Linked DNA regions of Mus musculus: all the other regions are linked to region 2. Evidence: chromatin loops called from intact Hi-C (ENCODE). Cell type or tissue: left cerebral cortex. All regions are shown on one strand. Links, peaks and the distances in the headings refer to the core of each region. The heading gives the core; the rest is flanking DNA. Region 1 has its middle 3.2 kb from the start of Tbl1xr1. Region 2 has its middle 2.7 kb from the start of Gm31610. Region 3 overlaps Tbl1xr1 (transducin (beta)-like 1X-linked receptor 1). Region 4 overlaps Gm31813 (a long non-coding RNA gene). Region 5 has its middle 68 kb from the start of Gm31552. Region 6 has its middle 64 kb from the start of Gm31693.

Evidence for each region. A loop is a pair of places that touch in the nucleus more often than their neighbours do. Peaks named below come from ENCODE experiments on the same cell type or tissue, not always from the same donor. Only the 100,000 strongest peaks of a DNase experiment are listed, where the experiment ranks them.
Region 1: it touches region 2 in a loop (2.9-fold over the local background); 9 of 42 quality-filtered maps call a loop at or near these places.
Region 3: it touches region 2 in a loop (4-fold over the local background); 2 of 42 quality-filtered maps call a loop at or near these places.
Region 4: it touches region 2 in a loop (4-fold over the local background); 9 of 42 quality-filtered maps call a loop at or near these places.
Region 5: it touches region 2 in a loop (2.8-fold over the local background); 2 of 42 quality-filtered maps call a loop at or near these places.
Region 6: a loop joins it to region 2, with 2.1 times the contacts of the local background. A loop is called at or near these places in 2 of 42 quality-filtered maps.

What each region holds. Positions count from the first base shown.
Region 1 is chr3:22,070,749-22,076,063 of GRCm38, forward strand. No RefSeq gene overlaps it. Among named protein-coding and RNA genes, the nearest start is that of Tbl1xr1, 3.2 kb to the right of the region's middle. In left cerebral cortex, for the core only: no CTCF peak of the experiment used is centred there; DNase peaks (open chromatin) are centred at 2,615 and 4,212; H3K4me3 peaks cover 871 bases; H3K27ac peaks cover 864 bases.
Region 2 is chr3:21,489,724-21,495,038 of GRCm38, forward strand. No RefSeq gene overlaps it. Among named protein-coding and RNA genes, the nearest start is that of Gm31610, 2.7 kb to the left of the region's middle. In left cerebral cortex, for the core only: a CTCF peak has its summit at 2,889; no DNase peak of the experiment used is centred there.
Region 3 is chr3:22,187,438-22,192,752 of GRCm38, forward strand. Tbl1xr1 (transducin (beta)-like 1X-linked receptor 1) reads left to right here. Exons shown (of 16, transcript NM_030732.3): 4 at 929-1,074; 5 at 2,331-2,553; 6 at 3,478-3,610; 7 at 3,955-4,096; 8 at 4,583-4,646; 9 at 4,733-4,830. Among named protein-coding and RNA genes, the nearest start is that of Tbl1xr1, 110 kb to the left of the region's middle. In left cerebral cortex, for the core only: a CTCF peak has its summit at 3,270 (motif pointing left); DNase peaks (open chromatin) are centred at 3,269 and 4,094; H3K27ac peaks cover 300 bases.
Region 4 is chr3:21,932,314-21,937,628 of GRCm38, forward strand. The region is part of intron 3 of Gm31813 (a long non-coding RNA gene); the gene reads right to left. Among named protein-coding and RNA genes, the nearest start is that of Gm31813, 29 kb to the right of the region's middle. In left cerebral cortex, for the core only: a CTCF peak has its summit at 2,655; DNase peaks (open chromatin) are centred at 2,646, 3,365 and 3,779; H3K4me3 peaks cover 1,346 bases; H3K27ac peaks cover 2,312 bases.
Region 5 is chr3:20,888,096-20,893,410 of GRCm38, forward strand. No RefSeq gene overlaps it. Among named protein-coding and RNA genes, the nearest start is that of Gm31552, 68 kb to the left of the region's middle. In left cerebral cortex, for the core only: no CTCF peak of the experiment used is centred there; a DNase peak (open chromatin) is centred at 2,304; H3K27ac peaks cover 160 bases.
Region 6 is chr3:21,636,176-21,641,490 of GRCm38, forward strand. No RefSeq gene overlaps it. Among named protein-coding and RNA genes, the nearest start is that of Gm31693, 64 kb to the right of the region's middle. In left cerebral cortex, for the core only: no CTCF peak of the experiment used is centred there; a DNase peak (open chromatin) is centred at 2,925.

The sequences.
Region 1 (5,315 bases), core at 756-4,755, 580 kb after region 2:
ACCTTCACTTACTTTATGTAGTGTTGAGGATCAAACCCTGACTACATACACTCTAGGTAAGCTCTCTCCCAACAGAGCCAAAAAAGCTTCAATTGTTCAACTTGGATATATTTTTTGAAAGTTTTTATACTCTTCCCTCCTTCTCCCCTTAGTCCAAGACTGAAATATAAACTCCATAAAGCATAGGGGCTGTTTGGTTCACTGTAAACAGCTTCTGATGTTTTCTTACACTAAGCATTTGATAAATACTTGTTGAATGAATAGCAAAACTGTCAACACAGTATGAGGGTTTACATGCTGCCAGAACAGTACAAGACTGTCAATAAAGGTAGATGGTTGGTAAGACAATTTGCTATGTATGGTTGGCTTTCTGCTCTGACTGAATCACAAACAGGATACAACCAGCTACTTCCATATTCTGAGAGATATGGATAGTTTATGTGTGATTTTCTCTTTCAAGAGTTTTATTATTTTAACAATTATATGTGTATGTTTCCTGGAACTGAAGTTAAAGGTGGTTGTGAACTACTTGGCATGGTTTCTAAACTGATAAGCTGCCTTTTTAGCCCCCTTTCTTCTTTTGGTTCTTGAAGACAGGGCTGCTGTCCTGGAACTTGATTTGTATGCACACAAAGCTGTCCTCAATCTCAAGAGATTCGTCTGCCTCTGTCTTCCAAGTGCTAGGATCAAAGGTGGCCTTTCTTTCTTGATACAGGATCTTAGCTAAGCAGACCAGGCTGGCATGGCACTCCCTATGTAACAAGCTGACTTTGAAATTGTGCCAATTCTCCTGCCTCAGTCTCCCTGAGTACCATTTTTTAATAATATCTTTTTCAATCTAATTTTATTATTTGTAATGAAATGGAATGTCCATTGATCTAATTGAAGTGGACACTACTCAGAACAGAACATAGCCAAATACCAGATTCTCAGCACAAGGGAGGTTTATTTACTGCAGAAAGATAAGTGGGATGCCTCTGGATTGGGCAAAGACAGGTACGGTGCACTGGTGCATAGCCATTTTAGGGGCTCTAGCGAGGGAAAAGAAGATCCTCCACAGGGGTAGAGTGACTGTCTCCAAGAACAAGGGAGATGAAGTAGCAGGCTTTTCCTCGTGTAGCCTGGTGGGTTTGAGAGACCATATCAGGACCAACACCTATGGGATCTGATCATAGGTCAAGGAACACTGTGACAAAGTCAGGCTGGTGAGAAAAAGTCACAAAGTGTATGTACACCCTACACAGATGGAGAGAGCAGCTCAGGTGCTGAGCTGCGGTCAAGCTGCTCGTTAGTCTTGACAACATAGTCTGGGAGCCCAAGAACCTCAGAAGAACTGCAGGAGGCAGAAGGAAACAGAAACCTGTCAGTGCACCGGAAGGATGCCTACAGAAGCTGGGCAAGGATGAGCCACTCAGGGCTAAGGTGAATGAAAGGTGTGCGTTAAAGCACTAGGCCAAAACTTGTGGTTCTAAGCAGCTGCATACTGTTCTTGTAATATTTTAATTATATGGGCTACACAATATAAACATTTTAAAGCATCACAGTGCTTAAGATCTTGCTATATGTTCCTTGGGTAAAGTATTATCAGAGCAAGACGTCACAATTTGTTTAGCAAGAAAGTCTGTGTGTGTGTGAGAGAGAGAGCGTGAGCGAGAGCGAGCGAGTGAGAGAGAGAGAGAGAGAAAGAGAAAGAGAAAGAGAAAGAGAAAGAGAAAGAGAGAGAATGAAAATAGTGATGATTTTTTCAGGCTTGATAATAGTTATCTTTACCAGATGAGCAATCTCTTAGGCCCTAAAACTTCTCTCTGTGTCTGTCTCTCTCTAACTCAAATGGCTCAGACTGTTCTTGAACTCCTTACATAGCAGAAGACGATTTGAGCTTCCGCTCCTCCTGTTTCTACTTCTGGGGTTCTTGGATTATGAGTGTAGAGCACCAGCTTTGCGTTAGGCAGTGCTGGAGATGGTTCCTAGGAGCAAGGCAACCATTTTACCAACTGGATTACTAAGAGATGTTTCTTAATGTGCCCCTTCCCTGTACAACTTCTTAGTAATAACAACCTGTCCTTTCTAGAATCTTAACATTTATATTTAAACCACTGAAAATTGGTAACATTTTTTCGAGAATTTGTCTAGGTCTAATTATTGCTTGAATTTTGCCTTTGGTTTTGTGCTGGAAATGTTGGAACGGCTAAAGGCTGATGTGACAAACATTTCATTCTACACTTGTGTGCAGCCCATTTCTCTGAGTCTCTAAGATGCAGATTCTGAAGAAATATTTCAGGGGTTAAGAGTACTTGCTGCTCTTGCAGAGAAGCAAAGTTTGCTTCCTAGCGCTCTTGTTGGGTGGGTTATAACTGACTATAACTCCAACTTCAACACACACACACACACACACACACACACACACACACACACACACACGGAGTTGTGTAACAGTCTCTTTGACATTAAAAAACTCCGTCCAGCCCTAAGCTCAAGCAGGGAAGTAAACAAAACTACTATCTTTAAGAACTTCCTAAAACTGACCAGATTCATAGGGAAATAAAAGCTGAGAGTCTCTCTCCTAGAAAGGGAAGCTCAGTTGCTAAGACTATGAGACGAGAAAAGCTGTACACCAGACTCTGAGACCAGACCAGCTGTCTGGGAGAAGCAGAGACCAGCTGAGCTGCCTGGAAGAGGTTTACAACAATTGAGGTACACAGAAAGGACACTCTTTAGCCTGTTGAGCTGTCTGCACACAGTGTGCTCCAGGTTCCCAGCTTTGTGACCTGTCACCCATGTTAGGGTGGGCTTTGGTGATGCGGCTGTCTTTGAGTCATTTCTTTACCTGTATAGAACCCCAATAAAACTCATTGGTCACCAACTTGGAATTTGTTGGTATCTGTACTTTGGTTTGTTGTGGGTTCCCTTTCGGGGATGAATAGATGAGTGTTTAATGGAAAAGTTTTGTTTTACACACACACACACACACACACACACACACACACACACACTTTATATGAAAGATTAGAAAAAACAAAACATAAGGCTCAGCTAATTCCCTTAGCAGGGAGGCTCAAGCATTTTTCACATTTAGGCTTTGTGTGTGTGTGTGTGTGTGTGTGTGTGTGTGTGTAAGGAGAACATCTAAATGTTAGGACTCTGTTGATTGTGTGTGTATTAAGGATGTGTGAGTGACAAGTGTGAGGTCAGAGGACAACCTTCAGGATTTGGCACTTACCTTCTTTATTTGTGGATCAGGGTATGTAGCCTTGCCTGGCTTGGTCTACCATGTAGAACAGACTGCAACCCAGACATCTGCCTGCTTCTGCCTCCCACATGCTGGGATTAAAGTTGGGCCTCAAGGGTCTCATTTGTCTCAGGTTCCTGACTCCACTCTTGTTTTAGAGTAGGAACCCCAGCAGGTGGCATGTCAATCTGCTGACCTTCAAGGCCAATTACTGTTTAATGATGGTAAGAGATCCTCCTAGCTTCTGGGAGGGTGAGGTCGGAGGATTGCCAAGGCTTTGAGATCTGGATGAGCTATCCAGGAAAATCCTCTCAAAACCAACCAACCAACCCCCCCCCCCAAAAAAAAGATCAAATAAACCATGAATGCAAAACCTCAAAACTTCCAAACAACAAGCAAACCAGAATAAAAACAAAACAACAACAAAACCCCAAAAGCTTGAAGGGCACTTTACTGGAGCAAGTTTAAGGTACAGGTCCCCAACTTTGGCGGCTTCTGTCATGACATTCAAATAAAGTGGTTTCTGTCCTAAGACAGTGCACCTAACAAACGAACAGATTCTCACCCTCGTTGTCCCGTGCACAGAGACCACCTTGAGGAAGCTAGCTCAGAGTCTAAGAGCTTCTGGCTGGAAGGAGGGTGGTCTTTGGAAGAGATGTCTCCTGGGAGGCTAGGAATCACTTGCTTGTCGCTGACTGTAAAGACTGGTGAGCATCCTTAGCCACTCAAAGTGTGGCTTGATTTTCTTGTAGCTGTTGTCTAGGTCCAGGGCTGGGAACCAGCTTTCCCCACCCATCCCACCATTTTAATGGGCGTTTCGGACAAAGAACCTGCATTGCAGTGTGAGGTTTATGTTGAGCAAACAGCATACCGTAAGTGGACAGCTCTTACACAATGGTAAGATACTAAATGCTCTGGGCAGCTGAAGGACGGAGGCAGGCCTCGTCTTTGGCTTCCTCAGTGCTGTTTCCCTTAACTGGACAGAAGTGTTTTGGAAACCCAGTATAATCTACATTCCCATCAGGTGACATTGTTTAATCTAACATTCCCTCTTTCACAAGTGACAATAGCTCCGGGGACACCCAGGCTCAAGCTTTGAACTTTTCTGGTAGAAAGGGCGTTTGCAACTCCATAGACTTTCTTTGGTGCCTTTCCACCTTCCAGCTACGCCTGTCAAAATAGGTAACCGCCTCCAGGGAGGGGCCAACAGGGGAGAGTCATTGACCTTGGCTGAACCAAATCTAATCTAGTCTCGGAGTTTGTTAGGCTGCACAGTCTATAGCTGTGAAAGTTACTTCAAATGATACTTTGTTTGAAAATTTATCTTTGAAGCACTAAAGGAAGACCACTGCTTGACAGGAATACACGTTTCCAAATGTTTTGACAACTTGAAACTAGAACCTTTCACCAAAGAAGGTTGCAAAGTATTTTTAAAGATAGTAACAAAAAAGCAGAGTTTCAAGATATATGCTAGAATTAAAAGGAAGGGTGCCTCTTACAGCCCAGGTTTCTGAAAGGCTCAGGAAGGTCACCGCAGTATTTTAAAAATCCTCGGCGCTCCGGCAGCCACATTTTGACATTATTGGGCAGCCAAACTGTACTTCAGAAACCGCCTTCACGTGCCAGACGCATGCAGAAAGTAGATAATATAAACTCCCGTGGATATCACACCGCGGTGCACACTTAGTGAACATTCATTCTGTCTATGGCTTTATTTTCGCGCAATGAGAACTGATCCATCAAACCTTCCCAAAAGACCCGCAGACAAGTCGCACATTTGGGCGCACAACTTCAATTTCAGCTTTGCGTTTTCACCAAACCCCTCTCGCCGTGCGCGCTGCGCGTCTCCCCACGCGCGGTGCTCCGGGTCCCATCCTAGAACTCGCTCACGGCAGGCGAAGCACCTTTCCAGGTACGCTCCGGAGCGGGCGTGTTTACGCGCATCCAAGTGTGCGGCACTTTGAACGCGGAGTCCATGTGGAGCCCGCGCCGAGCTCCCGCAGCTGCCGGCCGCCTCCGGGGATCGGAGCGGCCGCGGCTCGCGGGATTGCTGCGGGCGAAGGGACTCAAGCGCCACCCAGGCAGC
Region 2 (5,315 bases), core at 808-4,807:
AACTGAGAGGTAAGGCTGAGATCACATAATCCACTGTGCTAAAAATGCTTGCAGTTTGGCTCTGCTGAGAATTAAAAACAGTGCCCACTCATCCCTAGTTTAAAGTACTAAGAAGTGCCTCTCCTCAGTAAACTTAACTCTAGATGAAATGTTCCCTTTGGCCTCCTCAAATAAAGCATGGTGTCTTAGTCAGGGTTTCTATTCCTGCACAAACATCATGACCAAGAAGCAAATTGGGGAGGAAAGGGTTTATTTGGCTTACACTTCCATACTGCTGTTCATCACCAAGGAAGTCAGGACTGGAACTCAAGCATGTCAGGAAGCAGGAGCTGATGCAGAGGCCATGGAGGGATGTTCCTTACTGGCTTGCTTCCCCTGGCTTGCTCAGCCTGCTCTCTTATAGAACCCAAGACTACCAGCCCAGAGATGGTCCCACCCACAAGGGGCCTTTCCCCCTTGATCACTAATTGAGAAAATGCCTTACAGTTGGATCTCATGGAGGCATTTCCTCAACTGAAGCTCCTTTCTCTATAATAATTCCAGCTGTGTCAAATTGACACAAAACTAGCCAGTACACATGGTTATAAACCAAATCCAAGATGACCAAATTATTTTCAGGTAGCTTCATTATGATTGAAAGTAAAACATAAGAATGTCTATTATAATAATACCAACGTATACACATAAAATTTTAAAAAAATAAATCTTAAAAAATTGCTTTAACATCTAGTACCAGACATGGAAACACCACAATGTATGGTACTGAATCAAAAGGTAGGGATCTGGGGAGTTAGCTCAAGTGTAAAATACTTGCCACATAAACCTAAGAACCTGAGTTTGAATCTCCAAAACTCAGAAAAGTCAGACACTATGGTATCTTGCATATTTGTTCTCAGCATTACTATGGCAGGATGGAAGGTGGAGTCAATAGAATCACATGAAGTTTGAAGGCCAGCTACCCTGGTAAACATCAAAGAAATCTTCAGAGACCCTTATCTCAAAGGTGTGGACCTACATGTAAGATTATCCTCTACACTCCATACACATGCAATGGCACATTCAGGCCCCCACTCCTACTTATGAACATAAGCACATAATACCATAAGTGTGCCAAAATTTTTAATATTATTCTGGACACAAGGAAGAGGAATACCATCAGTTAAATCAAGGAAGGAGTTTACAATCAAACGATTCAAAAAATGTGATAAAACTATTGGACAAAGACTTTTAAAAGTTGTTTTAAGATTTTTTTTTTAACTCAGAGAGAGAGAGAGAGAGAGAGAGTGTGTGTGTGTGTGTGTGTGTGTGTGTATGTACTGGTACCTGCAGAAGCCTGAAGATTGTATCCAATCCACTGGAGCTGCAGTTGTCAGCTGTCTGATATGGGTGCTGGGAACCAAACCTCCTTCTCTTTGAAGAGCCCCAAATGCTTTTTAACAGCTGAGCCACCAGCTCAGTTTGTTTGTTTGTTTTGTTTGTTTGTTTGTTTGTTTAGTGGTTTCCTTTCTCTGGTAGCTCACTCCACTAATTCATGTGTTTTGTCCATGTTTGCCATTGATCGCTTGGTATGGTTCCACCATGTTGTGGTGTTAACATCCTTCAATGTATCTGTTGGCTTAGAGAATTATAACATCCAAGCTGTGGGCTGATCTGCATCTGTTCCTTTTTCTTATGGTCCTGATTTATGTTTCCTCATTTTACCATACAACCTGGAAGTATCCACGGACTTAATTACTGTCAAGTAAGATTATATTATTTCTTTATAGTTCTTATTTTTATTACTACTTATTATGTAATTATTACTTAGGTAAAACATAATAGAGACTAAAAGTCCTATATAAACCATGGCCACCATAGCAGACTTCCCTCTTCATCATCATTTCTGGCAATGTATAGCACTGGTTCACAGTAAACTCTGTTGAGTCTCCTTCTCGTGTAGCATTGTGTTCATCTAATCAGACTAGGGCTAGAGACCCTCACTCCCTTCGCCCAGTCTTGGGCTGTGAGAACATGGGAGGCGCTGATCCTCAGTGTTCCCTGGTCCAGCCTCTAACTATAAGCTGCTGAGAACTCATTCTGCTTTTAGCCCATGCTCTGTAATGGAATTTTTGTCTGGCTTGCCTCAATCAGTGTCAGATTTGCTTCTCCGCTAGGAGAGAAGGGACACATGGGGCATTCCCCACTGTCTGCCTTGGAGTTTGATTCATCTAGGTTTCTTTGAGTCCCTAAGACCTCTCTGGTGGATTAAAAACATTAGTTTTGTAGATATGCTATTTATTTTTGCTGTTAAGATGACAGCCTCAGTCTCAGGGGAACATTCTCCATCTCAACTGGAAGCAGATGTTCCAAGGAATTTGTGTCCTCAAATGAGCATCCCAGCACAGCATGCCCATTTGTTATAATGACAATAAAGGCAGTAGGCAAAACATAGGAGGAACTGTGTTAAGATTTTATATTTGGTTTTCAAAAATATAAACTCAGGATGGAAAGGTAACTTGTTGGTCTCATGTGTGCCTGACATATGTGGGGCACTAGCTCAGTCTCCAGCACTGCCAAAAGTAGTTCAAAAATATAATATCCGTGATAGTTTATGACATACAAGAATATTAATAAATTGTATGTTGAATGCTTTTTATTGACAGGAGCACATATCAATTCCTCCTAGATAGGGAACTGATAAAAGAACAAAGAAGCAAGACTTCTGAAGACTACCTTAGTGAGCCAGTGAGTTCTATGAGGTTCCTTACAGGATCATGGCTGATTCTCTGACAACTGTATCACAAGAGCCCACATCAGCTAGGGAGACGATTCAAAGAAGCTGTGGCCCCATGCTCCTTCCTTGCCCAGCGTGAAAGCACTGTAGCTGATAAGTCCTCTTCTCCAGCAGATGTCTCCTGTTGCCTTTGTATCCTTGGGGAGGCTCTTTGTCAATCTTGTAACTTTCTGATCTTCCTCAGCTTTGTGAATTCTACCAGTTTACTTCTCATTCCCTATAGAACAGAATGTTTCAATTCAGAAAAATTAGATACATCACATGTCTGTAATGAACATATCACAATATATCTTGACCTATATCAAATTAATATCGTAAGTAAATAATATAAAATAACTAGTAGTATGTCTAATACACAGCATGAAGATAATCATGAACACAGATTCATGAAAACTGACACCAAGCTTCTGAAATTAGTTGTTGCATAAATTATTTGCATAACAATTGTTATATTGTTGCATAAGTTTAACATTTTGGCATAGGGAGAATTTTCTACCACCCAACTATAATTAGAATAGATTTACCAAAAGTTCCTACACAAAGTCCCAAGAACTCTACATATCTCTAAATCTATTGAGGGTTTCCACAGAATACAAGTAAAAGTCTAGTCTACTCTGGGCTGCCTTCCCCAAACATTGGTTCTACTTTATGAGGACATTTTAAAAGGTATGTGAGTACGTGTGAGTGACTGTGAGTGAGTGTAGGTGTGAGGGTGTTGTTGAGATGAATTAGCAGTTAAGAGCACACATTCTGCTCTTCCAGGAGATGTGAGTTTCCTATTATCAGTGTAAGGCAGCATCAGGGTGTCTGACACCTACTTCTGGCCTCCAGGCAACTGCACGGACTTGTACGCACACACATGCACGTGCAGAGATTTTTCTATTAGGGAACTAAGGCAGCTATAGATGTAATTTCCCAGAGCTCCTTCAATTAATTTAATACAGAAATGGTCCCAGAAGCCCTCCAGGCCTGCCTGTCCCTTCTTGACACACTCCTGCCCCGTATCACTGCTGGTCTCCACCTCAGTAGTGGATCTCACTGTGCAGCTGTAAGGGCTTAGGCTTGGGGTTGATGAATGGCTCCTCTAGTTTCACAGGCTCTTGTGTGGCATCCAGGGGACCCAGGTGAGACGGTAATCACCGGTGTATAAATGATTTGGACACTGTAATTTCCCCCTGCGATTCAGCGTGCTTTCTCTCGCTGATTTATTTAGAATGGGCTCCACTACATCTTCTAACCTTGCTTCTCTTTGAGTACCAATAAATGTCAAGCAGATTAGACAGAACCATTACTCAATGGGCACATTTCTAAAATCTGCACAAAGGTGAAAGCCTGGCAGTTTGAGATGATTGGAGTATTTACGGGATGTTAAGAAAACATCTGCTTCAAAATTCAGAGTTTCCAAAGCCGATGTGGTGTTTTATTAGGGCTTCTACCGCCACTCCTTACTACAGAAAATATTAAGCCATTATTGTGTGAATGAGTTTTGAGTACCTATTACATGGAATGGGCTCTACAGAGACTGGCTCTCTAATAGCCACTTACAGTGAACAGGCTTTGCTTTTATCAAAAGAGAAGAGAATAGAGTGCACCTTTACAGTTTTGCTCAATGACAAACGTGGCTAGAAAGAGGCTTGTTTGCTAGTGATTCTTTCTCCCTTTGGTACTGACCATTAGGATTAAACATCTAACACTGGCATGAAATCATAGACAAAAGGTGGTTAGAGTTCACTGAAACATGTCTGGAATTTTCCTTTATTTTAACTGTTCTCATAGTGATTATTAAGCATGAACTACCTCATCTAGTCTTTGGAAGAATCCTACCAGTCTGAGCATGGTGGTACAGACCTGTAATCCCAGCATATGGGAGACTGAGGCCAATCTGATACCTAGCAAGACCCTATTTCTAGATAAGCAAATAAATAAATTGATCAACACTGAAGAATACTTTGATAAAGGTAAAATTATTGCCTGTGATATAAGAAGAAACTGAGGCCTGAAAGGATCAACTAATTTGCTGTTCATCAAATGTTTAGTAGGTGGGAGAGCTTGAATTTCAGCCCAATAGTTTAAATGCTACCGCTCTGTTGTAATTGTTGTATAGAGAATAGTCCAGGTTGAAATCATAGCAACCAGAAAAGGCTCCCTACAAGACCCTGAGATGGAGACACTCAGGAGTCATTCTAAAATCACACTGTACAGTCTTCTGTTTTCTGAGATTTAATCACATCTGCAGGATTTTCTTTAGGAAATATTTGCAGATGGAGCAGCTATGATCCTTAAAAGGAGAACATAAGCAGAGCTGGGTGTGAGGCAGTCCTTGTTTCCAGTCTGTGATGCAAATCCTCCATGTAGTTCCATACACTCCTCAAGTGCATGCGTGGGCTCGCCAGGGCAAGCCACACCAGAAACATGGGTGAGGAGGAGGTGCCACCTTTGTGCTTTTACTTGGTGCTTTCCATTTCTGAGGAATCAGCCACCAGATTAATCATTTATTAATCATCAATTTCAGTGCTGTGTCTGTGAAATAGAAAAGCACGGA
Region 3 (5,315 bases), core at 886-4,885, 700 kb after region 2:
TCTTTATTTAGAGCCGGGTGATAGAGGCACACAACTTTGATCCTAGCACTCAGCAGTCAGAGGCAGGCACAGATTTCTGTGCGTTTAAGGCGAGTTTGTTCTGAAGAGTGAGATCCAGGATAGCCAGGGCTATACAGAGAAACCTTATCTTAGAGAAACAACAACAAAAACTTTAGATGAGTTATTACGTAAAATAGTAATATTTTTTTAGTCACTAAATATATATAAAAATAATGTATGAATTCAGTTACAATTTGATGTATATTTCCTTTGGAAACAGTTTCATACAGCCCAGGTTGCTCTTACGTAGTCAAAGATAATCTTGAAGTCCGATCTTCCCACCTGTTCACTTCTGCGTGCTGGCAGTATGGGTGTGCACCATTGCACACAGCTTGGCAGTGTTGCTCCCAGAATCTAAATGCATGGTAGGCAGGCACTGCTGGCCCACTCACATCGGCTGCCCCAGGCTGCGTTATTTTGTCTTGTTTGTGTTGTTTTCTAGTTTGGATTTATTTCCTAAGTCTTTTTTTTTTTTTTTTTCAATATGCCACAGAACTATGATGTGTCGCATGAATCTTGGTTTGCTTTTGTCTCATGAGGCAGGTGAAGTGTGTTGTAGCTCACAGCTTCTCAGGGTTTGGCATTTGATGCATTTTCTTGAGGAAAGTTGTATTACTGTTGTACAGTTAGAAAACCTGAAGACATGCAACCCATTAGAAGCCACATGTACAGTAGCCGAGAGCAAGGGAAAGTAAAAGGCTGGCAAGTTTCTCTTTTAATATTTTTATTTTCAATCATTTCTTAGTTGTCCATTTACACCGTCAAGTGATGATATGTAATTATAAAAGATAACAAAGTTTTTTCTGTTTGTAATTTAATGTGATGTTACTAGCAACATAAGTTCTCACAGTGTTTCCTTTGCTTTTAGGATTTTCTCATTCTGCGTTTACCTTTGGTATAGAGAGCCATATAAGTCAGTCCAACATAAATGGTGCCCTGGTTCCACCCGCTGCACTCATCTCTATCATCCAGAAAGGCCTGCAGTATGTAGAGGCAGAAGTTAGCATAAATGAGGTAAGGCAGATGAGTTCCATTTCAAACACTGATTCTGATTCTTAAATGTGGTTGTTTATTGAGTATCTGACCTTGACTTCATGGGTTCAGACAGATTAAAATTATTCTTCATAACTGTACTGGTCTTCATACCAGCGGATAATTTCTGTAGACTATTCCTCTGCGTGTGTGTGTGTGTGTGTGTGTGTGTGTGTGTGTGTGTGTATGTATGTAAGCAAAGGAAATCATGTTTAACACATAAGTAATTTGGCTGGAGAGTACTAAGAACAAACTGATGGCAAGGACATAAAAAAACACTGTTAGTTTCATGTACCCTGATGTTGGAAGCCAATTTATTTATAATTGATGCCAACATTGATTCTCAGAGCTTCGTGTCCAAGGTTCATGTGGAAGTAGTGTGTTTATTTCTGGTGTTGGCATGCTACTTGTGCCTGAGGCCATCTTACCTGCTCCCTGATTCTATAAATTAGCTTTGTAGCACAGCCGAGCTCATTTAGTTCTGGACTGTCACTGGGTAGCTGCTGGGAACATGAGGCGCTGTAACAAGGACCTTACAGCCTTTAAAGCATTCATAAGCACACACTGCATGTTCTTTCTGAGTAGAACTTTGTTGTAGCTACAATGTTTAGTGTATGGCCGGAATATGTAGAGGTAAACACATGCCCTCCCCCCCCCCCCCTTTTTTTTTGTAAAAGTAAATGAAAAGATTTTAGCTGTTTAAAGTAGTCCAGTTCCCTTTTGGTATCCTCAGCGGTGGGTTACCACATTGCCACAGTTAGCATTATCTGTGGGTCCCTTCATTTACTCCTAATGTCAAGTTTGTGTATCACACACATCTAGATGACTTCTGTGTATGATCATCCTGTAATGTTTAGAGAAAACCAGTAAGGTCAAGATCTGCTCCCGGTCAGTACAGGTGCTTTCCTTTATTCCAAGGCCTGGATCCCGTGGTATGACATATTCATATTGGTCAGTGTTTTTTACTAACAGCTTTTCTTACCTGGATGTTATACATTATCATTTTATTATCTTTAAGCTTTTGTGAATGGCCTCTTGTATTGGTTTGTCTTTGTGCAGAGTTCAGCAGGACCTCAGTGACAGTTGGTGGCTGTTTGCATCTTTGTCATTCTTGCCCCCTTCCTCCTTCTTGCTCACGTTCACGGTTTCCTTAGAATGAAGTTGTTCATTTTGTTAATGGAATGTTTGTTAACCTCATGACTACATCTCATTTTTCTTTCCCGGTTTTCCAACCCCAGGATGGCACCTTATTTGATGGTCGACCCATCGAGTCTCTGTCCCTGATAGATGCTGTTATGCCCGATGTAGTCCAAACAAGACAACAAGCCTACAGAGACAAGCTTGCACAGCAGCATGCAGCCGCAGCCGCTGCCGCTGCTGCCGCCACTAACCAGCAAGGATCTGCAAAAAATGGAGAGAATACAGCAAATGGGGAGGAGAATGGAGCACATACCATCGCAAGTGAGCCGAGAATGCTTGGAGATGCTCAGCACACACTACTGTTCTCCATTGCCCCATCCTTAGAGCTGTACTGATAGCCAGTGTTTGTCTTTACCCCCCAACATGCTTCGCTTAGTCAGGGTTTCTATTCCTGCACAAACATCATGACCAAGAAGCAAGTTGGGGAGGAAAGAGTTTATTCAGCTTACACTTCCATACTGCTGTTCATCACCAAGGAAGTCAGGACTGGAACTCAAGCAGATCAGGAAGCAGGAGCTGATGCAGAGGCCATGGAGGGATGTTCTTTACTGGCTTGCTCAGCCTGCTCTCTTATAGAACCCAAGACTACCAGCCCAGGGATGGCACCACCCACAGTGGGCTTTCCCCCCTTGATCACCAGTTGAGAAAATGCCTTACAGTTGGATCTCATGGAGGCATTTCCTCAACTGAAGCTCCTTTCTGAGTGATAATTCCAGCTGTGTCAAGTTGACACACAAAAACAGGCAGTATAGTGCATCACACAGTTCATATTTTCTACCTAAGATTCTAAAAAGCTAAATACACTGAATGTTTGTTTGTTCCTAAATGTTTCTGAAACCCCTTTCTACTCTTAAGTGAACATTGCATCTGCAGTTGATTTCTAAGTAAAATTTCTAGTAGTCCCTGTTATAAACATCCAGCAAGGCTCTGATGGTGAGCAATAAAGATGACTCATGCTATAGAAATGATATCAGCAACCCCTACTGGCAGAACTCAGAATAGTATTGTTACAGGCTGTTTAATTCAGCCATGCTGAGGTATAGCCCTTTTTCCCCCTTTCTTTTTTTTACCACTTCCACATACACATTCTCTGGGCATAAACACTCACACTTTTAAAACTAGTACAGCCATACTTGCTAGAAATGTGCTTACCTTCTGACAGAACTGCTACTTCTCATGCTGCAGATAATCACACTGACATGATGGAAGTAGATGGGGATGTGGAAATCCCTTCCAATAAAGCGGTTGTGCTTCGGGGCCATGAATCTGAAGTTTTCATCTGTGCCTGGAACCCTGTTAGTGATCTCCTGGCATCAGGGTAGGTTTTTCAAAGAGCTTTCTAGCTGTTGAGTATTTTGTTGTTTTAGACAGGATTTACTCTGTAACCTTGCCTTGTTGATGCACTGTGTCCTGGGATTATGTCACGTGCAGCATGACAATGGCATCTAAGAATACCTCAACAAAAGGACTGCTACATAGATTTCACTTTCCGGTCATTTTACCTTAGTAGGTTAGTATTATTACTTGGTAGGAGCTCTAAAAGAGAAATATTAGAAATGTTTATATCTGGTAGTCTACTTCTTATTCAGGTGTTAAATGTATGGCTTGGGTTCTGGAATGCTTGCTTATATGAAGACTTAAGCCGATTTTTTGACTCTGAAGGTCTGGAGACTCCACGGCAAGAATCTGGAACCTCAGTGAGAACAGCACGAGTGGCCCTACGCAGCTCGTGCTTAGACACTGCATACGGGAAGGAGGGCAGGACGTGCCCAGTAACAAGGATGTCACGTCTCTAGATTGGAATGTGAGTGTTTTGTTCTTGCATAAATGGTCTGTGAATGAAGACATTTGAGGACTTGGCATTATATAATCTTGAAATTAGATCCCAATTTTAGCTTCAATCTGGCCCCATATTCCTAAAATCCTAATCAGAATTTAGGAGTGAATTGTAGGCTTTGCTTTTTACTTCTTATAAAAAGCATTCTCATGGTATCATTTTTATGTTGTCCTTCCTGGTCTACACTTGCCCCATCCTCACTCATGGTCACCTGTGAAAATGTTCTGCATAGGGACTGCAGTCCTGCTCCACAGCACTTCCTGCCGGTGCACACACTGGGATTGGCCTGTCCGAGAACACCGCCTTCATTAGGGGGTGGGGGTTTGCCAGCCTTTGTTGGCACTTACACATAGATCAGGGTCTTTTGTGCCTGGGACTTAAACAGGCAACATGTGTGTAGTAATTAAATGGCCTTTTGAGTTGTGTAATAAACAAAATGTGTTTCTCTGCCAGAGTGAAGGTACACTTCTAGCAACTGGGTCATATGATGGATTTGCCAGAATATGGACTAAAGATGGTATGACATTTTCTAACTTTATTGATGTTCTAAATTTAAAAGTTTGAAGTAATTTTAATGTGTGTGTTTGTTTGTTTTTAATTTAGGTAATCTTGCCAGCACCTTGGGGCAGCATAAAGGTCCTATATTTGCATTAAAATGGAATAAGAAAGGAAATTTCATCCTAAGTGCTGGCGTAGATAAGGTAAATGAACATTCAGCCAAGCTCTATCAAGAATATATTTGAAAGTAATATTTTTTTCTTTCCTGCTAATCACTGAAGCAGACTTGAGTTCGTTCAAGCATGAATTTGTCACAGTACTAGAAATGTCTTATATTGTCTACTTGTTTTCCTGAGTCTGCTCATTGTATCTGTGTTGCTATGACCGTTCCTCATTTTCTTCTGGGGTTTGACTCTCGTGAAGCATGGAATGAAGTTCTTGGTGCTTCTCAGGCTTTCTCAGGGGCAGCCGTGGCTGTTTCCATCAGCAACGCCCAGGCTCTTAATCAGTTGGGTAGTGCTGGGGAAGGAGACAGGAACTGGCTGAGACTCATATTTTCAGTGAACACTTTTAAAAGGGAGATGAAGGATTCGGGAAAAGCCAGCACTTGGCACTTTCATAAGCAGTTTCACGACCTGCTTTAAGTGGTATCAAAATGTAAACGGCCTTTGGGGGCGGGGGCGGGGGG
Region 4 (5,315 bases), core at 493-4,492, 440 kb after region 2:
AGCTTGTGTCCCTCTAAACAGGCCGGAATCGAGAGTAAGAAGGTGATTGCCAGGTACAGAAAATCATCACCCAGAACCAGATGGATGGAGTGCATCCTTGTCCAACAATTAGTCTTTTATCATCCAGCTGTGGCCAGGAGGGGCTCAAGCAAAGACAGGGGGATCAGATGAGCTAGCAAATAACCGTGCTATTCGACATGTCCAACCCACTTCAAGGGGCCACATGTAGCAGAGGGTAACAGAATGCATCCCAGCACCAAATCATAAACTTATTTTGATTGATTGATTGATTGATTGATTGATTTGATTTGATTGTTGTGTCCGGCCAGCGGATCACAACCTGGGTTTTTGTCTGGAAAGGCATTTTGGAAACCTGGAAGAGAAGAGGGGCTAGGTGGTGAGAGAAAGAAATGTAGCTAAGACAGTCATTCTGATCAAAGCTCAGTTGTTACTGTTGCAACACTCAATTATGAAGGAAGGGGGAGGGGACCCGATTCCCGCCGAATAATCTCGGGGTCCAGTAGTAGGGTGAACACGTGGTGGCACCAACAGCAAAGCGGCATGGTCCAGCAGTGGGCGTGACAGAACAAATGAGCAGGAAGCTCCACCCCTGAGCAAGCAGGTTTCAGGCTGGGGGAGGGGAGACTACATTTGATTACTTATATTTTTGGTTGTGTGGTTCTTTAGCATAGACTTTGTTTAGACATACCTGGTTTAAGAGACTCTCCACCCTGAAAAACCAAAGAGGCCTGGCACAAGGTCAGAACTTCTCGTTGTTAAGCTGTGGGAAACCCCTAAATAAGTAGTCCAAGGCTAGGTAAAGGGGAAATACATGTACTGTCTACACTGTCCAGAGTCAAAGGAGACTCCGTTCTAACCTACTCTTTCAGAGAGTCAGACTTAGGTAAAACTAGATCGTGCAGAAAAAAATTTCAAGAGGGGCCAATAGGAAATGGAGTTGGATATTCTTTAACAACAGAAAAGACAAGCACTTCGGGGTTGGGGGAATAAGATACAACAGAGCTTGCTTATGGATATGGGCTCCTCGAAGAAGAGCCTACATTATTGCCTTAGAATAGTCATATATATGATATATATGTCATTGTGTGTGTGTGTGTATGTGTGTGCATATATCACATATATGTATGTATGTATATATATATGTATGTACACACACATATATACACACATATATGTATGTATATATATATATATGTATATATACACACACACACATATATATAAATGGTTGCATGATTTAAATAAATCTTATTTATTTCAAGGAATTTAGATGAGATCCCAGAATGGTTCCTGGGCACCTTATGACAGGATTACAATGGATAAGATTAACATAAACCCTGAGTTACTGGGATATTAGAAGAAAGGATATTTCCACTGCAAACCAAATTAACATCTTTTACTTCTAGAAATGTATTATCATATATCTCCACGATATATGTATAAAGGTTCACATCCCAGGCTGTGCATGTATAGGTAAAAGAAGAAGTCCGGAGTTGGTTCTCTCCTTCCACATGGGTTCTGGGGATGGAACTCAGATCTCCAGGCTTGCAAAGCCCCACCCCCACGTCGCTACCCACTGAGCTGTCTCACCAGCTTTAACAGTCTTGTTTGTAAGCGTTCCAAACAATATTCTGTAGAGAAAAATCAAGCCATCCTCAAGATAATGTAAGCTTAGGACTTAAGCATGATTCATTGCTAATTTGGCAAAGTATTTCTATGTGAAAAGAATCTTTGGGGTGGGGAGAGGGCTCGGTCAGTATAGCACTTGCCTCACAAGTGTGAGGACCTGAGCTTGATTCCCTAGAACCTACACAGAAAGTCAGGCATTACCATGAAACCTGCAGGATGGCAAAATGGGAGGTAGGAGCAGGCAGGTGGGCGGACCCTCTGGCCATCTAACCTGGCCTACTTCAGGGAGCAGACCAGAAGCTAGAGGTAGGACGCAAGTGCCTTTGCTGCATTTGCTGAAGACCAGAGATGAGTCCCTAGTACCTATATCTGGGAGCTTTCAACCACTGAAAACTCCAGCTTCAGTCGATCAAACATCTTCTCCTGACCACAATAGACCCTTGCACATACATACATACATACATACATACATACATACATACATACATACATAGAAACACCCATACACAAAAACAACAAAAAACCTGAGAAACCCCCATCTCAAGCAAAAACTGGGGATCACCTGGTGAAGAAGGACACTTGAGGTTGCCCTGTGACCTTCACATGTTGGGCCTTCAGACACATACACAGGAATATTGTTTGTATGACAGCAACTTTCACAGCAAATTTTAACTTTAAAAAGAAAAAAAATCTTGCTTTCGGCTGGCTAGAGGTTTCAACTAGGCCCCAAAATGAGGGTTCATTTTCTTCCTGACCCCATAAGTTCCACTTTTCTGCACGTCTCACCATTTCAGACACTTCTAGGGAGGGCTATCAGGGGGCCATCTTGGAGATTTTTTTGCCCTGACTCCTAGCTTTGTGCATCCCAGCTGTGGCTGGATTTGAGAAATGGCAGCTTCAGATTGCTCTCTGTCAAAGCATTTAGGGGGAAGTTGCCCTAAGGTTCTGAAAGGACTGGCTGCAGGAAGAGAAACCCTTACTAGTGAGAGGCTGTCTGCTCTGCTTCCTCCAGGGGAAACTTAAGGACTTTAGATCAGGCAGCTCCCTGCCGGGAGCAAGGGGGGGCGGGGGGGGGGGGGTGAGATCAGGCGAAGGAGGGCCAGCCCTTCCCCTTGTCATTCTCCAAATTAGGGCTGGCTGCCATTATTTTTTTTCCAATTAAAAATACTGAAGAGAACTTAAAGGAGACCAGTCCTGTGTCTGTAAATAAATAGCCTGTTTGGCTATTCAGAAAAGGCACCATGTTGCGTGAGTTATTGGATGTATTGTCTTTAATATGTGAATGTGTTCTCTAAAACAAAGTGGCAGCCATCTATACAATTAATTAGTATCAAAGCTCCTTTCATGTACCCTTCACAGCAAGGGGGAGAGAAGTAAACTACTTAAACGAATAAACTTTTAAAAAGAAAGAAAGAAACCTAAATAAATAAATAAACCCCTCACTCTAGGCAAAGTAACCCCCGGAACTTATGATAAAGAGATCTTAATTAACCCCAAATCCATCTACTCTTCTCTGCTCCAGAACCGAAACAGAATGCTAAGGCAATTTACTCGGAGAGCAGTTTTGCACCATAAATCTGGGCCATGTTTTTCTGTGCGTTTGCCCTGCAGTAAGCTTAAAGAGAAACTCAACCACCAAACAGCCTTGGAGGCAAAGCAAAGCCCTAATCACCCGCAATGGTGATTGCATAACACCCGCCTCCCAACCCCCACTCCTAAGCATCAAGAGGCAGGCTTTGGCTTCTGGTTAGAGCACATGCCTTTCTTTTTTTTGCCTGTGTGAGAATCATTGAAAATGCTCTTTAAGGACCAAAAGTCAGGGCACGTGTGTTTTCAGAAGAAATGGAGGTCACTTGAGGGTGACTTCTGAGTACATCCCCCAAGCCAAAATGAATCTGTATCGATATCTAAAGTGCATCTGCTTTTAGAGCAGAAGCCACCATCTGTTCCTAATTGGTGCCCTGGAGGTACTCCCTGTGGAAAAAAAGGGCCTGGCCGCAGCAGCCGCGCCTCCCCGGGGCTGCAGACTCCGCTCGGGGCCTTGCTGGTGCAATCGAGTGCTCCTCTCTTAGATAATGCCAGGTATTCTGGAAAGTAGCCGTGTAATAATACACAAACCCCTGATGATGTCAGCGTGTTATTGACTTTCCAAGTCTGAATGACTGAGCAGAGGAGAGGGGGGGTGGGGCGCCATCCATCCGGCGGCGCAGAGACCAGCCGAGCGAAAATGGGCTCACAGTCCAGCGGGGGAGGGGAGGCGCGGCGGCTGCCTGGCCAGGCTGGATGGATCTCAGCCGCATCAGGATCGCCTTCACCGAGTCAAGAGGGGGCCTGGGCTAGGGAGAGGGGGGTTTCAATGTTATGTTTAGCCAAATATTCCTCTGGCCGATATAACTGCTACCACCACCTACCTCCAAGCGCACACCACGTGGCAGAGCAGATTACAAAGCTAGCAGCAGTCACCAAGGTAGGGGAGGTTGGAAAGGCCTTGCCCCATCCCGCCCCCTACACTCCAACACGCACAAGATACTGTCCTCAATATCTGGAAAGCTCCAGGTCCCTTTTTCCTGTAGAGTTCTCTCTTCAGAGAGCCTCTACGAAACTGCTCCTCAGCTCTGGTGACATTTTGTGGGTCATGTTTTACATGTTTCCTTACAGGTACACAGTGTGGGCTCCTGTTCCCACCTTGCAAACTGACCATCGGGTACTCGGACCATGTTCAAGGCTAGGTTAACAATATTTGCATTGAAAGACCCAGAACCTCCCCTCCCCCGACTTTTGCTACCAACTAGGGTGGGGCCTGTGCCACCCAGCTGGTGTCTCCTTGTCTCTAGAGCCCTGGCTTTTCTTTTAGCACTCTCGCACATCCAGCATACCCAGCTTGGATCCTGGCTGTCCCCTGTCCCAGACCAGAAATCGGCTTCCCCTGCCCCAGGTGTGTGCAAAGGCCACAAGAGTCTTCGCTCTGGAAGGGGAGGGCGGGGCCTGTGCAGAAAGGAAAGCAAACTCGTGCTTTGGAGACAGGGGGTCTATTCAAGGCTTCTGAGCTTGGGCTCAGGGCTCAACCTGTTTGGTGGCCACATCAGTGAAGTTGGGACAGCCACTGTCCTCTCAGCAACTGGGGAGTCATACATCTAGACTTTGCAAAGGTCTCTCTGTCTCCCTTTTTTAAAATGGGCCACTCTTTCTTGGGAACATTGCACTTGTCGGGTCAGAGCCCCTGTCCCTGTTTCTGAAAACAGTGTACAGACCCTTGGATTCCTAAATTCCACCCCCTTCTGATGCTCCAAATCCACGAGGATCCCAAAAGAATCACTTAGTGCAGGGGGTGGAGACCACACTGGGCCTAGTTCACCCCACTCTCCTACCTTGCCCTAAAGGATTAGCCTAGGATCCTAATGCTGACATATTTTAATCCAATCAGAAGCCTTCTTAGGGAACTAGAAACTGGAAGTGTAAAAGACAACTCCCTAGGCAGAAACTGAAAAAAATTAAAAAGTTCAATGTGACCCCATTTCCTGGCCTAATGCAGGAGAGACCAACCAGTATGAAGACAGAGATAGTCAGAGAAGGAAACAAGAACAAAGCCGAGAAGCCAGCAGGTTGTGGGTCACAATTGTGACCTTGCTATAGCCCTCCCTGCCTCATATTCCTTGTGGCAGCCT
Region 5 (5,315 bases), core at 609-4,608, 600 kb before region 2:
ATTTTCTGTATCCATTCCTCTGCTGAAAGACATCTGGGTTGTTTCCAGCTTCTGGCTATTATAAATAAGGCTGCTATGAACATAGTGGAGCATGTGTTCTTGTTATATGTTGGAGCATCTTTTGGTTATATGCTCAGGAGTGTTATAGCTGGGTCCTCAGGTAGTAACTATGTCCAGTTTTCTGAGGAACCACCAGACTCATTTCCAGAATGATTGTACCATCTTGCAATCCCACCAACAATGGAGGAGTGTTCCTCTTTCTCCACAGCCTTGCCAACATCTGCTGCCCCACCTGTGGACCCATCCCATATATAGTCACCAAACCCAGACACTATTGTGGATGCCAAGAAGTGCATGCTGACAGGAGCCTGATATAGATGTCTCCTGAGAGGCTCTGCCAGAGTTTGACAAATACAGAGGTGGATGCTTGCAGCTAACCATTGGACTGAGTACAGGGTCCCTAATGGAGGAACTAGAGAAAGGACTGAAGGAGCTGAATGGGTTTGCAATCCCATAGGAAGAACAATAATATCAACTAGCCAAACCCCTCCCCCTGACCCCATGTCCGCAGGGTTCTCAGGAACTAAGCCACCAACCAAGGAGTATACATGAAGGGCCCCATGGTTCCAGTTGCACTTGTAGCAGAGGATGGCCTTGTCAGGTATCAATGAGAAGAGAGGCCCTAGATCCTGTGAAGGCTCAATACCTCAGTGTAGGGGAATGTGAGGGTGGCGAGGGGGTATGGGTGGGGAAACACTCTCATAGAAACAAGGAGTGGGTGATATAGTGGTTTTTTCTATGTGTGGAATGACAATATATCATTTGAAATGTAAATAAAGGACATATACAATAGAAAAAAGGAAAAAAGAAAACACAGACCATTTTCTTCCAACATACCATGACATAGAATGTACACGACCATTTCAAATAAGAAAAGGTGCATAAAGAGAAAATGCTTGACCAAAGCAAACTCCAAATTCTCTATCTCCAAGCTGATGTCAAAGTGCTCTTCAGATCTCCAACTCCTTTCAGCTTTGTTGAACTGAAAAACACTTTTATCTCTTGAGCTGTTAGCACTGGCAGGTATTTTATGACTCTGGTATCTCCAACATTTTAGGGTCTCCAGCAAAGTCCAGGTTTCACCTTCTCAGCTTCATGCAATGGCCTTTCAAACTCTTCATGTAGTGACTGCCTTGACAAATGCCTGGTGTCATTGACTTTACTTAAATGAAGAGAAAGATTTCTAAGCGCCCTTTTCTTCTTGACTGTAAAGCCAGAGCCAGGTGGCTGAAGCTACCAAGATTTTCTGCTTGAAAGCTATGTACTGACCCATAGTCACATACCTTCTAATATTTGCCAGTAGTCCAACAACTGTGAACTAAGTATTGCAATGTATGAGTCTATGAGGGCCTATCTTACTCAGACCATCAGTCTGTAAGTACAGAATCAACACACTTTCTCTTATTTTGCCATTGCTTCTTGCAGTTTCATGTTCCATCTGAAGGAGTTGTTTTCTCCTTAATTTTTAACATGATTTGAGCTGTGAATAACAAGGGGGACATATATTTTTGGCTTTTGTATTTCTTTGTTTATTTTGCATTTAAAAGCTGTTTCTATACTCTGTTCAGGCTATTATACTCTATTGAAAAGTTAGTTCTCAGTATTGCTATTGTTAATTATTACCACTCTAAAGAAGAGTTAGTAACATTTTGTATTTTTCTTAGCAGTTTGACTATGACATCTTTTTACATTTATATTTACTTGTTGCATAGAGATGATTGAATCTACAATTTAATTCTGTTGTTTAATTAGAAACACTTGGCAAATATTTCTTCAAATATTGCTTATTTTACCTTATTTTTGTTTCTCCTTCCTTTGGGAACTTAAAAACAAAATGTCTTCCTGAGCCTAGATTATTGCTCTGTGCCAGGGTCTTACCCTTTAATGTCACTTTCCAAAATAGAATATGTCAAGAATATGTAAAAGACCACTGACCCCATCATGCTATGACTAAACAGCCAGTTCTTGATAGCCTGAGGTCTTATGTTCCTAGTAGAAATCCAGGCTTGCCCTTCAAATTCCCTCTCCTTTGGGGAAGTAGATTAGACTGACCCCAGTTTACTGACAACATTTTAAAATACTGCAATACAAAAGATTTTCAAATCAGCAGTATTTATATGACTCAGCTTTGTGAAATTATAGAGAAAGTGCTACATATTTAGAACTGTCTAGGGCAGGGGGAGGACTCTGGAAAATGCTCATAAGACTTAAGTAGATGAGAGTTATAAGAGAATATTAGAACAGAAAGGGGAGTGATCCCCAGAAGTCCAGCATATTTATTAGGCAACTGTTTCCGACACCACTGTCCACCGAGAGAGAAAGCTGTGCTTCTTGTGTCATGGGAGTTACAGTGCTAGGTAAGCTGCTAACAGATGGTAGAAGGGGAGTTTGTCACCAAGAGATCACTTCTGAACTGTATGAAGGCTGTACATACAGAAGGTCATTCTTTTAGAATTCAGGAAAATGGCAAGGTTTCAGGTATGGTATTTAAACGATGTTGTACTAAACTACAGCCTTCCCCTTAAATTCATTTTGCAATATTGGTACTTTTTAGCACAGTCATTCTGTAAATTTCCAAGCATCTATAGAGAAACTATCCCTCCATATCCTGACTAATGAGTAAAGTTAGAAATAAATTTATATTATAAGGATGTAAAGATGGTTTAAGTTTATCTAATTGGCCCCTTCGGGTGGTTTTTAGGGGGCCATGCTGACAATATCTTTGGAAAACTGGCTTCTTCTAGCTTCATATAATATAAATATTAACACTCTCTCTCCTCTCTCTCTCTCTCTCTCTCTCTTTCTCTCTCTCTCTCTCTCTCTCTCTCTCTCTCTCTCTCTCTCTCTCTCTGTGTGTGTGTGTGTGTGTGTGTGTGTGTAAAGGGGGCATGTGTAACACATTGTACTTGAGGATGACAGATTAAAACTTGCAAAAGTCAGTTTTTTTCATCCCAAAATGCAGATAAAAGAAAGAGAACTTAGATTATTGGGCTTGATGACAAGCTATCTTCCCCCATGAGCCATCTCAGCAGCCCCAAAGCCTTTAATTGTATGAGGTTTGGGCTCTACACTATAGTCTTCTTTAAGAAAAAAAAATCATTTTAATTTTTATTTATATGTATCTATGTGTGTATGTCTATTAGTGTACAACATGTGCGTACATGCCCCTAAAGTTCAAAAGAAGGTGATGGGTTAGAGGGAAGCCATCATTTCAGCCCCCACTGAGAGAAACAATCTGGAAAGTAAACTAGGTAGTAAATATTATGACCTGACATTCTCTCCTTGCCGACAAAGTCCTATTCATAAACTAATGGAAAAAGAATTTTATGTGATTTAGAAGTGCTAAAAAATTATAGTTTGGGGAAGATATAGATTGGTTCCCAAAAGAGATCTTTGATAACCAGGCTCTTTGGACACACATAGGTCACTATTACCATCTCCTGCAATAACTTATACATAATCATTGGTATTGAACTATGTATGTCATTACAATAAATGACAATAAATGTTTACTGACTTTACAGTCAGAAATAATATATAACAAGTAACTTAATGAACATTGTTAATGAAAAAATAACATTTATTGAGTACCTGTATATTTATAGTACTCTCGCTCAATGTGACATAACTAGGCCAAGAGTAATTAAGCGTATCCTTTTAGGACATTAAATGTTTTCCATTTTATCTAAAGAATCAATATTTCCTCTCTCTCTTATTTTACGTTATTACAATTTTTAATATTTTCCTAATTTAACATTCTTATGAAGCTTTGTATCTTTAGAGGTATATTAAAATCTTTAAAGAGCATTATCCATATATAGCTCAATATAAATCATTCTTTATAATCAAGCTATATGTATAAAGTAATTTAGGGAGACTCTTAAAATGGAAGAAAACCTCACACCACATTCCAAGTAACATGGGTGATTTATTTTATTTTTATTTTCAGGAAATACAGCCTACATGCTGAAAATCATTGCTCAATGCCAGATCCCATGTAAGGAAGTTGGGTGTGGTAGTTAATGCTTATGATTTTAGTTGTGAAAGGCAGAGACAGGCAGATACCTGGGGCTCACTAGCTGACTATCCTCACCTCCTTGTTAAATTCCAGGCCTTTGAGAGATGAACCATGCTTGAGGCACAACAGCTGAACTTATTCTCTGGTTCCTCCACACACATTCACCTGCCATATACACACATGCATTTGTTCACACAAATAATTCTCTCTCTCTCTCTCTCTCTCTCTCTCTCTCTCTCACACACACACACACACACACACACACACACACAGAGAGAGAGAGAGAGAGAGAGAGAGAGAGAGAGAGAGAGAGAGAGAGCACAATAGTTAAGTAAAACTGTTCAAACATAACCAGTTGAAGTAACCAAAGAGGCATTTTTCAATGTTTTACACCAATATGATTTAAAATTTTATATTACTTTAAAGTCAATCTTAAATATGAAAGTATACTTTATAGTAACATTCTTAGGAATCTCTGCAAGGCTCATGAACAGGATATGATCAAGGCAAAGTTATCCACTCATCTTTCAGCATCTTCCTGGCTTCCTGTGGGAGGAGAATGCTTACCTAATTGGAGGTATGATTAGAGTTTGACATTCACTTGTGAATGCCTTCCTACTGGACACAATTATGATCATAAGCATGGCAGTGTTTTAATATCGCACTGCATATGAGACCTTCCTTGCTGAATGACACATTAAAAACTCACTTTGTGAAATGAGAACAATACTATCCAGTGAGGTTCCTGATTCACCCATGGCTGCAGGCAGCTAACATGTAGATTGCATGTTGTTTTTCATTTTTTTTTTCTCTTTAAGAACAAGAGTCCTTGTTTTCCTTGTAAATACAAACTGGAGAAGACCTGAGAAGTGACTATTTGGCAGACATGCCTGTCACAGCATCTCTAACTGCCACTGCCACTGACAGCAGTCACCTGTGTGCATTCAGTGGAGAAACACTTCGGCAGATTTAAAAAGAATTCTGTGGGAGTTTTGACTCCCAGAATATCTAACTTTTTTTTTCTCTTGTGGAAATGACTTCTTTTCTGTCTCTGACATTTTAGTGATCAGAAGGCAGCTGGTCTCATCTAAAAACAACAATGAAATGCATGTGACTGGAAGATAGGGAAATGCTAGTCTATGTTTGAGAGAGCTGTAAATTGCCATGGTGTTTAAAAAGCTTGCAAAAATTAAAATAATATGTTTCAGTGATGGAGATGATGGGGTGGAGCAGGGTT
Region 6 (5,315 bases), core at 700-4,699, 150 kb after region 2:
CATCAACATGACTATCTAAACAGGAGCTGAGCAAGCATAACAATGAACATGCTAACGTGGACGGAGGAAAGACCCAGAAGTCTTTTTTTATTGTCTAGTTGGAGTTTTCATTGCTGTGAAGAGACACCATGATCAAGGCAACTATTATAAGGGGCTGGCTTACAGTTTCAGAGGTTCAGTCCATTATCATCATGGTGGAAAGCAAAATAGTATCCAGGCAGACATGGTACTAAAAGAATAGAGTTCTACATTTTGATCTGAAGGCAGACAGAGGATGCTATCTTCCAGAGACACCAGGAGGAGCATCTGTATCACACTGGCCAGACTTGAGCATATATATATGTGATCTCAAAGCCCTGCCTCCACAGTGACACACTTCCTCTAACAAGGCTACACCTTCTCCAGTAAGGATACCTCCTAAATGCCACTTCCCATGGGGCAAGTATATTCAAATTACCAGTTATCCAATACCAAATTATCAGTTCTAAAAACTATAAACAAGTAACATTATATAGACTGAGCAGGTTGCATTTGTATATTTAGGAATATATGCAACAATAATCAAAATGGAAGCCATGAATTTGAAAGAAATCAAAGAGGGTGACATGGGAAGGTTTGAAGGGAGAAAAAGGAGAAAGAAACTAATGCAGTTCTATTATATAAAAGGAATAATTTTACAAAGACAAAATTTATCTGGACAGTTATTTTAAAATCATATATAATTTCTATTAAATCTTTGAGATTTTCATGCAATGTATCTTGATCATATTCATCAACAATTCCTCCAAGACCCATTCCTTCCTACCATTCCCTTCCAAAATTTGTGTTCTCTCTCCCTCCCTCCATCCTTCCCTTCCACTCTTCATCCCTCTTCAGGAAAGATTATTTTTCAGTAGATGTTCTGGACTTGTGGCTCTTATGATCATTCCGCTTCCATCCTGGGTCTTAAGTGTAAAAATTATGGAAATTAATCAGTTAATGCTGATCGCTTGTGGGTTATGGGATGATACATATGTCCTTGCTGCTTTCTGAAATGTTTAGTACAATGGGTGAATGTACAATACCTCATAGTTGAAAAACAAAACAAAAGTAACAGACATACACACACACACACACACACACACACACACGAAAGGGTTCTGAGCGCATAAGAAGCATGGTTATATGACTAAGTCATACTGTATGCATGTATAAAAATATCAGAACCAATCCCATTAATATGTATAAGGAATTATGCTGGGAAATTTAATTGCAAAAAAAATGATTAAGAACAATGCATTTAAGGGATTAGGCATATATCTAAGCAGCTGCTGTGCAGTGTGTTGTGATGAGGACATCAGCTCTGTACTCTTGGCTGGAAGATACTTTCACCTATGATAGCCTGTGAACAATTTGAATCTAAGTTTGGCCCAAGGATCAGCCTCACAGAATTCCAGTGAGCAGCCATAAATTGACAAAATAAATACCATGCCCACTTAGACTCATAAAAAAACTTAAAGCTTTTGTTCTGTTTTTTTGCAAATAGATAGGAAATTTGAAAAAGAAAGGAAGAGAGAAAGAAGGAAGTTGTACTTCCACAATGACATCGCCCCACATTCCTTCAGACAGGTAGGCCTGCAGGGACAAGTATATGAAAGGAGGCGGGACGTGGAGTGCAGGAAGCAGCAGTGTAGAAACAGTTCCAGGAACAGAGGAATAAAAAGGCACTAAGTTAGAGGGTAGGGTGTACAGTCTTCCTGAAAGGCGTGGGAAGAGAAGCCAGCCTTACCATAAGGAAAGCAAAGCTGGAACTTTAATTCCATACTGGATCTTTAGCCAGTTGTTCTAACAACAGGACCCTCCAAAGTTATATGTTTGTCTGTGTGACCAAAGCTTAGCCTCAACCTCAAGGATCACTCCACATGTGACATTTGTCATGTTTCTTGAAGCCAGGGTCTCTCATTTGGTCAAGGACCCATCAATTCAGTCCGGGGAGACATGTCCGCCTCTGCCTCCAGGTGCTGAGATGACAAACATGCTGCTGAACAAGACTTTCTCATATAGGTTCTGAGGACCAAGCTCAAATCATCATGCTTACAGGACAAGCTCTTTACCCTAGAGCCATCTCCCTGGCCCAGAAAGTTTGATTGCAAAATAACACAATTTAATAGAGGTGAAGGATGCTCAGATGCTATTTGCTACTGGGGTACAAACTCAAACATACTCTTAGGTCAGGCAGGCCAGAGTTCAGGAAAGTAACGTGAGGTCATCTAGTTAGTTCTGCCCTCATCCAGTTGGGCCTTATCTCCCAAGTCTAACCAATCATTTTTATTGGAAGATATACACTTCTAGTTTTTTCAACAGGAGCTGAAAAGCTGGATTTAGAGCAACCCCCAAATTTGAAATGTTACCAAGGGCAAACGCATTCTTTAAGGATAATATTGTAGAGAGGCCACATGAAATAGGAAAAGTTATAGCTGTCACCACAGCCCCTTTAATTTATATACCTTCAACACATTAAAAAAAAAAAAAAAGAACCTGTTTAACCTGTCAGTGAGAGACAGAACTTGCTGTACCCCAGTCACCAAGGCTTAATATATATTCAAATATAATACCTACATATGCATATATGGTATGATTATATTTCATAAAATTGTATCATATACACATGCAGAAGTCTGTTCACATGTGTGTTTGTGAGTTCAGTAGAGTGTTTGCCACAGTGTATACATCACAGTGCATGTGTCAGAAGACAACCTTTGTATCAGTCTTCATCTGCCACCTGGTTTGAGACAAGGGTGAATGACAGGCAAACTGCCAACTGTCTCCACCTTGCACTTGCCCACAGCGGCTTGCAGGACTGTGTCTGGCTTTTTGCATTGGTTCCAGGAAACCTTATTCAGGTTATCAAGCTATACCCACTGAGCCGCTCCCCAGCCCACGAGATATATTTTTAATGCTCAAGCTGTGACAAGCAAGCCTAAAGCCATCTTGCATTTGTCAAGCATGACTGCTGATGTTGCCAGCTATTGGTAACGTGCCCAAACATGCTGCATGAGGTTCTTTCTCATTTTACTTCAGAGGTAAAGATTATGTGTAATGATGCCACCTGTCCAGTTCCTGTCATTGCGGTCACCATTCAGGGGAAGGCAATATGTGAATCTCAGTGTCTTCATGACACTTTTATAATCTCTGGGTTGAACCTGGACAGCGGCATCCATTTTCAGCCACTAACTCTGCCTTTTCTCTAGAGAGTTTTTGCAACGAATATTGCCTGGGCTTGATTTCAGTTGTGGACAAAGAGTTATCAGGATAATGCTGGCAGCTTCATCAGGGTGTATCCAAATAATAGAAGAGTCATATGGAAAGGGAAAAGGTTTGTTCCTACAGGTTTCCAAAAAATAGGGGGAGGGGGAAGAAAAGGCTGGACAAGGAAGAAAGAAGAGACAGAAATAAAAAGTATCAGTGAGACTCCCCAGCTGCCTTTCTCACAGCCCACATGAAGGCTCTTCATCCTTTTGATCAAAGTGCAGCACGCATGCCCTTTCTGTCTGTGTGCAGATCGGCTTAAAGGGAGCTCTGCTATTTTAAGGTGGGATTGTTTGAATTTGACTTTAAAAGATTAAATATTTCAGTTTCCTTTTGCACCGTGCCCCAGAAGGGAAGCAGCAACTTAAACCTGAAGAAACAATACTCAGGAAGTGGCGCCTCACGCTCAGAAAGGTTTTCTAAAGGGAAGAGGTCTACAGCTCTCTTCACCAGGGAGAGGGAAGCAAGGGTCCTGACCTTCAAAGAACAAAAGAACAAAGTCTAAGGAAAGTCACATCACAAATGCCACAATAAAATTATTTTTCAATTCCCCAAAGCTCTGATTTATTTCGCTTAGGTAGATATTGTTTCCATCCATTCAATATTATAAATGTATCCATTCATAAATTCATTTAACTTCTCAAACTCAGAATAGTTTCCAAAGAGAAAAGACCATTTTGGATCGCTGGCTAAGGTGTTGTGTTTCGTTTTGTTCTGAAATTGGTCATTTTAATATATTTCCAAGTTTTCTGGTAAAATAGAGTGGTCTTTTCACTTAAAAACCTTTTAACCACAACTCACTGTATGTGTGAGGATAACTTAGACTCCCTTTTCATTCTAGAATATTCTATTCTCTATTCTTGTGGTGAGCTAAACACATCTCTACTTGACCAAGAAATATGTACCTGGGTCACACGAATTGTACCATTGCCTCTTAATCAACCCATTCGACCATTTCTGTGTGTCAATATCAAATTCACAAAACAAAACCTCTGATTAAATTCCTGTTGCCCTTGTGGGTCCAGAATTTGAGAAGATTTTCATATGATTTTTGATCACCTATTTAAGAAGACTGCTTCTCCCAAATATGAAACAAGAATTTGATGTTTCTATACCCATTCTTTTCTAATTTCTACTTTGTTAAATAACAGCAGTTTGGGGCTGGGAAAGTGATCAATAATTAAGACAAGTTCAGTTCTCAGCACCAGCCCTCATCTGCCTGTAGCTCCAGCTGTAAAGGAATCCACTGCCCTCCTATGCTCTCTAAAAACACTTGCATGCATGTTTACTCATGTCAAAACACATACAAATAATTAAGATAATTAGATTTATAGAGCTTAATAATTTAAAATCGTATTTGAAGTTTTTCCATTATGCTATATGATAATGAATGGCAATCAATGTACCTCTGGTGTGAAATTATGAGGTAATCAGTGTATCACTGTGCAGAATGATGATTCTTTTGCCAGGCGCAGAATGATTTACTTGTCAAGCAGTATAAAGAACATGACATCACACTTGGAGTCAATGCAATTCAGAGCAGCTATGAGAGGTGAGAGGTAATCGAGGGCTCTTCCTTGCCCCGATTCAAGGCTTTTCCTATTTCCACTTATTTTTAATTTGTTCTATTAGTTCTTTGAAAATTTTGTGCAAATGTCTAGAGTCTGGAATGGCCATCTTTTGAAGTCAAGCAAGATTTCCAGTGGTAGGACTGGATTGCATTTGGTTAAGTTGTTAGGCGAAGGGGTCCCATGGAGATGTCTAACAACCCAGACTGGAGCTAGGACAAAGAATCACTCTCTGAAAACTGACAATGGGACTCCACTGCTGAAGACACCATCTACACAGCTCACTGAACATAGAGAGGTTGAGTTGGTGCCTGCATTAAGCCTTTATTACTACTGTCTAGTGTCATTGGTATGTAAAGGGACTCTTCACATTAGGGAAAGAGAAACCTGGATACCAACCCAGTTATAAAACCCTCAATCTACAATTTGTCCTGCCAGCAAGATATATACTGGGGCAAT